2 separate regions of the Mus musculus genome follow, and region 1 is linked to region 2. A link is a loop called in an ENCODE intact Hi-C map of the cell type or tissue named here. Cell type or tissue: left cerebral cortex. All regions are shown on one strand. Each heading gives the region's core, and the rest is flanking DNA. Links, peaks and the distances in the headings are about the cores only. Region 1 holds the start of Trim7 (tripartite motif-containing 7). Region 2 holds the start of Cnot6 (CCR4-NOT transcription complex, subunit 6).

Evidence for each region. A loop is a pair of places that touch in the nucleus more often than their neighbours do. Peaks named below come from ENCODE experiments on the same cell type or tissue, not always from the same donor. Only the 100,000 strongest peaks of a DNase experiment are listed, where the experiment ranks them.
Region 1: it touches region 2 in a loop (2.5-fold over the local background); 2 of 42 quality-filtered maps call a loop at or near these places.

What each region holds. Positions count from the first base shown.
Region 1 is chr11:48,836,083-48,838,981 of GRCm38, reverse strand. It overlaps Trim7 (tripartite motif-containing 7), which reads right to left and starts at 1,511. Exons shown (of 7, transcript NM_001347446.1): 1 at 937-1,511; 2 at 50-145. The coding sequence starts at 1,455. In left cerebral cortex, for the core only: a CTCF peak has its summit at 1,380; DNase peaks (open chromatin) are centred at 371, 735, 1,014 and 1,378; H3K4me3 peaks cover 1,647 bases; H3K27ac peaks cover 1,091 bases.
Region 2 is chr11:49,710,905-49,713,803 of GRCm38, reverse strand. It overlaps Cnot6 (CCR4-NOT transcription complex, subunit 6), which reads left to right and starts at 1,082. Exons shown (of 12, transcript NM_212484.2): 1 at 1,082-1,450. It overlaps Gm36411 (a long non-coding RNA gene), which reads right to left and starts at 332. Exons shown (of 4, transcript XR_879826.3): 1 at 1-332. In left cerebral cortex, for the core only: a CTCF peak has its summit at 1,472; DNase peaks (open chromatin) are centred at 992 and 1,590; H3K4me3 peaks cover 2,399 bases; H3K27ac peaks cover 1,192 bases.

The DNA of each region.
Region 1 (2,899 bases), core at 290-2,789, 870 kb after region 2:
TCTCTGCCTTGGTCATCCACAACCCTATGCTTCTCACACTTGGACTCACTAGAAGCTCCTTGCTCTCCCTCTCCTCTGTTGACCGGAACGCTTCATAGTCTTCCAGTACCTTCTTCAAGGCCCTCAGCCTGGAATCCAGCAACTCCTGTGGTAGAAGGAAGACACGTGGTCAGAAAATTCTGGATACCCTCTCGTGTACTTTCCTAGAACCATCCAGGAGAAAGCCAAGATTCTGCTCTCAGGAGCAGGAGACTGGATAGATACCATCTCTGGCTATGGGGTGAACAGAGACTTGCAGACTAAGCCTATTGGTGCAGAACAAATGCAGGGGAACTCCAAAGGTCCGGGAGTCTCACTTCCTCAAGGGCATCAATCACGTGGTCTGCGGTGAGAATCGAGACTCCCACCTTGGTTCGGTCTATCTTATCTTCAGCTCTCCTCTCATCCTGTAGGAAGGCTGGAGCACAACAGGGCAGCAGAGACTGGGAGCTGCACACGCCTCTTGTGCCGCAGCCTATCGAGGGACAGACTAAAAGGGAAGATGCCCAGAACCAATGGGCTTCACAGCCCTTCAGACAGACCACCTAACCCAGGACGCTATTCTGTGTTCTTCCTCTTTGAACTTGGTACTTTGTGTAGTGCCACGCCCCTGGGAACGCAGTAGGAGTGTGGCAGTGGATATGTGGGCGTGACAAACAGAATTTCTCCTGGGCAGAGTTACATTAGCGGTTGGGGACAGACAAGATTTCAAGTCCCTGGGGCCATCTTCCAGGCCTCCAGGCATCGGGCTCTGAGGGACGAGAAGAGATGAGGGGAAAACAGTTTTAGAAAGAGAAAAAGGAGACCGGGGCTTTTCTGTAGGACCCTGCCTGCAGTCCGCAAGGAGAGCTGGGAGGGCTGGAGCAGAGCCAGGGCTCCGGGACATCCTGCACCCACCTTGGCCTCCTGCACCGCCTCCTCCAGCGGCAGCACGGCGTGCGAACGGTGCTCGCGGGCGCGGTCGCACACCACGCAAATGGCGCGGCCGTCGTCTTGGCAGTAGAGCTTAAGTTGCTCTCCGTGTTGGGAGCACCGCGCAGCCGCCGCCCGGGCAGGCACCGCTGGAGTCCCGCGCTCCCCGGGGGCGGTGGGGGGCAGGCTGAAGCGCCGAAGGAGCGAGGCCACCGCGGCCAGCTGTCGATTGGGTCGCAGCTGGCTGGGGCGCGCGGGCTCGCGGCACTGAGGACAGGGCAGTGGGCAGGGCAGCGTGCGGGTCGCCGTGCCGGTCCCAGCTCCGGGACGCTCCCAGCAGCGCATAATACAGGCTCGGCAGAAGCTGTGGCCGCATTCGACTGACACCGGCTCCCGGAAAAACTCTAGGCAGATGGAGCACGTCGCCTCGCCTTGGAGCTCTGCCGCTAGGGCCAGCGCCTCGGCTCCTGCGTTCGGCCCGGTCCGCGGCCCCACAGTCGCCATCCGTGTCCTTAGTACATTCGAGTCTTGTGGCTTTGGGGAGGTCCCTGGATGCTACTGTCCAAGCTGGGCTGAGCTCCGAGTACCCACTGGGCGAGGAGGGGCGGGGCCGGCAGCGGGCAAGCTGAGACGTGAGCCGAGGGTGCACCCAGCTGAGAATGGAGGCAGGTGCTGCCCTTTCTCTGGGTTCCCAAAGCCACCACCCTAGCCCCGATCTCCCTTTTGTCGACCCCCCTTCCACCGCCTTTCTAGGCCGCCCAGTATGGCCCAGTCAGCAGTAGGGAACTGTCGGGGACAGGTGAGCGCGCAAGGCCAGCTGGGCTCCACTCCCAGTAGCTGACCTAGGCTGACCCTGCCCTACAGGGGCAAAGGCCTGGCTCCCGGGACAAGGTGTCTGGTTCCCCGCATACCGACTCATCCTGGCACTGCGCTGAGCTAAACTTAGGGTCTGGAATTTGGCTCTACCTCCTCATCCCAAGCGTGGCCTTTTGTCCACTTTTGTAACTACATCATCTCTTACAGTTATCCCTTTAATTTTGAACAAGTAATACAGCCATTTACCCTCATTTCATTCAGAATCCACACCTACCCCAAATCCCTCTGTCTCTCCCCAGCTGGTATACAGCTGGGTTCCAGGGACCGTTTTGTTTTTGTTTTTGGAGTAGTTTTTCTATCCTTTCATTCTGGAGGCCACTTGGGTCAAGCTTCTTTCTCTGCCTCTCTCAAAACCTCTCTTGTCAATGTCTCTATCCACTCGCCCAATTCTAACCGAGAGTTGCAAACCTCACCTCTCTGGTGTGTCTGTCCTTCCTCACAGCATTTTCTCCTCGCCACTCGGGATGCTACCACCTCCATTTCTCTCCGGTCTATGACCTCCTACTTTCTTCTTGGGTTCTAGAGTCCCCCACTCGGCTCCTTGCCCTGGTTCAATCCCCCGGCCTCAGTCACCACACTCTACAATCGCTTCCATTTTTAAAAAATTTTTTTAACTTTAGAGAACCCTTTCAGAGCCCATGTCTCCACAGTATCCATCAGAGCCCTCTGCTCAAACCCCACCAGTGAGTGGCTGCTAACTCCCAGGAAAGAAGTTGAAGTCTTCATAATAACCTCAAGGCTCTTGCTTGACTCTCCTCTTCCACCATGGGACGTTTTAAATTTTCTGCAAACTCACCTACAATTATTTTGAAGATAAGGAACATTATTAGGTCAGTTGAAGAAACAAGTGAATCCCTGGACTAAAGAATGGCCACCGGTTTCAGGCACAGGACAACTGATGGTGAGCTAAGGCTCTTCTGGTTCACCAAGAACTCAGAGTCATGACATCGAGGACCTTCGGTGATGTGTTATTTGCTGGGCCTGGTGGCACAGACCTGTAAATCACAGCGTTAAAGGGCACGGGGTCAGGAGTTCAAGGTCATCCCTTGTCATAGCCATCCCATCCCCCATG
Region 2 (2,899 bases), core at 308-2,807:
TGGCAAATAGCAGGCAATGATGATCTCAAGGCAATGCTGGGGCCAGGCAAACACAAACTGCCTTGAACAGAACATCTGGTTCTTGGAAAGGCTTTTGTCCCTCGCTGCTTTGCTCGCCTAGTTCTCTTCTGCCTTAGGCAACAGCCATGCAAGTCCCACATCCTGGAACGAAAGATGGGCTTCCTTGAGAGGCATTTTTTTTTTTCTTGTTAGTTCCTGGAAGCCATTTCACGCTCAGTTCTGGGCTGATCTGCCACGGAGGTCGGGGTAGCTATTTTCCTTCACACAATTCCTGTCAGTCTATATCGCCAGTGTATTTGAAGCCTGTTGGGCGTTACTCTTGCCCGTACACCATGACGCTGACTCGACAAGGTGGAGCTTGATTAATCCCTGTGTCCTGAATACCAGCCAAGTACTTTTTCCTGATGTAAGTATCATTAATCAGCCCATTCCTTTTCCGGTTTACCTGAAACCACATGTCCTGAGTAGACTATGTTAGCCCTCGAATGCAGCTATAGTTCGTTACTTAAATTAGGACCCCATAATTTAAAAAACAAACAAACCCTGCCTATTAATTATTTTTTTCCTGCATAGTTAGGGCAGGAACAATTAGTTGACTATTGAAGAGTGTAAGTTTTCTTTCTCGGAAGATCAAGACACTGGATAGGGTTAAACGTCTGAGAATTTAATCTGTGCTCCCAAGTGATTGACAGGCCAAGGAAAAAGCAAAATGAATCAAGAGGAGGAAAAAAAAATCAAGGGTAAAGTGGAGATAAAAGTGGACGAGAAAGAAAAAGAGCAACTAAACCGCGGAGAAACAGCTTTAGGAGAGGAGGAGACAGAAGGCGCGGAGAAGGAAAGGCGCAGAGAGAGCGGGAAGAGAGGCTGGGAGGGCGGGCAGGAGCGCGCCGGGCCGGCTCACTGCTCCGAGACCGGGGGGAACGCGGACGGGGCTAAAGCGTCGGGCTGCCAAGAGTCCACCCCCGCACGACGCGGGATAGTCGCGCCCAGCAGCGTCAGCCAATGAGAAGCCGGGATGTTGGAGAGGCGGCGGTGAGCGGGGCGTTCGCTGGCTGGGGTGGGAGGGGGACGGCGGCCGCCGCCATGATGCTTGTTTGCTTTCAATGAAAACGAGGGGGGCGCGGAAGAGGAGGCGTCGGCGTCGGTGGCGGCGGCGTCGACGGCGCGGAGGCGAAGGCGGCGGCCGGCGCGGCGAGGAGGGCGAGGCCGGGGTCCGAGAGGGCGGCAGAGCGTAGCGGCGGCTCGTGGGGTCCGGGGCGGCCGAGGCGGGCGGCTGAGGAGCGGCGGCCGAGGAGGGGGAACAAAGAGCGGCGGCGGAGGCGCTGCAGCAGCGGGCGGGACTGGTATGGTGGTTCCACAGGGCAGACCCCGCTGCACTCATCGGGAGGAGGCGGCGGCAGCGGCGGAGGAAGGCGGCGCAGCTCGAGAGGTGAGCGCGACGGGCCCGAGCGACGTCCCGCCGAGGCTCTGCTGCCTGCGCTCCCCCATCCCCCCCCAGGGGTCGCGCCCCGGCGGGGACCCCGAGCGCGCACTCGCGCACAACTTAGGAGTTCTCGGAGTGACGTCTGTCCGTCCCCCTCCTTCACACACAGCGATCGCCATCCCGTCGGTCCCCTGGCCGCGCCCCCCGCGCGGAGTCCCGGGGCTCGGCCTGGGTTGGGGGTGGGGGGTGGGAGTGTTGATTGACGGCAGTGCGGTGGCGTACAGAGGGCGGTGGCGTGAACCCTGGCTTCTCGGACCCCCGCCTCCGGCCGGTCACGCACCTCAAGAGAGGAGCTGGGGTGCCGGGACTAGGGACAAACCGGTGGCAACTTTGGAGAAGTGGCTGTGCTGGGGGGGGGGGGGTGTGCACTGTGCGGCGTGGAACTTGGCACTCCGTGGATTGACTTAATGCTCACCCTTTTTCTCCTAAAGTATTTTAAAGTCCGTTTAACGCAGATATTGGTAGGGGCGGGGCGGATTACGTGGCCAAAGAAGTGATTATCAGCTGAAGAGATTATTGGACTCAGGACTCAAGTACTAATTTCTGGAAGAAAATTTCCCTAGTTTAACCTAGTTTCAAAGACAGTGGTTATTTACTTTGGTGACCCCCCCTTCCCCCCCCCCCCCCCCCCCGCCTTGACTCTTTCTACCCTGACAACGGTCTTCAGAGACTGCTCATAAGCAACTGTAATTCTTTACTTTTAACTGTTTCTGCAAGTGACAACATTGTGCACAGGCCATCTTGTTACTGTGTTTAAATAATCTGCTAGAATTTGAGTACAGGTAAACCTGTTTTACAGGTAGATTGCCTGATTGACTACTAGGTCTAAATTCTTCTCTGCCTCTGCTTGGAATTTTAACTTTGGAGAATAAATGAAAAAACAATTCGGTGTGTAATAGCACTGTCTTTCCCACACTAGAAATTTTCACCATCCCGCAACCGTTCTGTAGGCTGGTCAAAAGATTGTGAAGGCGTATTTTGCTTTTTGTAATTGCTGCCAGTCTTTTGAAGTTGGCGCTTTGAAGAATACATTTTAGAATTAAAATTACGTGGAGCCAGTGGTCTAGTCAAATTCTCTGACCTGGCTCTGAGGAACCAAGCCTAGAATGAAGAGACTGGATCAGGATGTTAGAGTTAGGAGGGTAGTCATAAAGCAGACGTTAAGGGTGATATAGTTGTTAAGTATTTGGGGTTTGGAGAAGGAAGCGGGTATTTTTATCAGGTAGATATTAAAGTAGGTCAGGTAGCCATTTCACAGGTGCACAGGTGCTTGCTAACGTGGACAAAAATGTATGTGGCAGACATTTTCTAGTGTGACTGGAATATTCTTGAAAGAGAATCCTTGTATAAGTTGAGATGTATTATGGTTGCTGGGAAATTTCAGGCTTTTTTTTT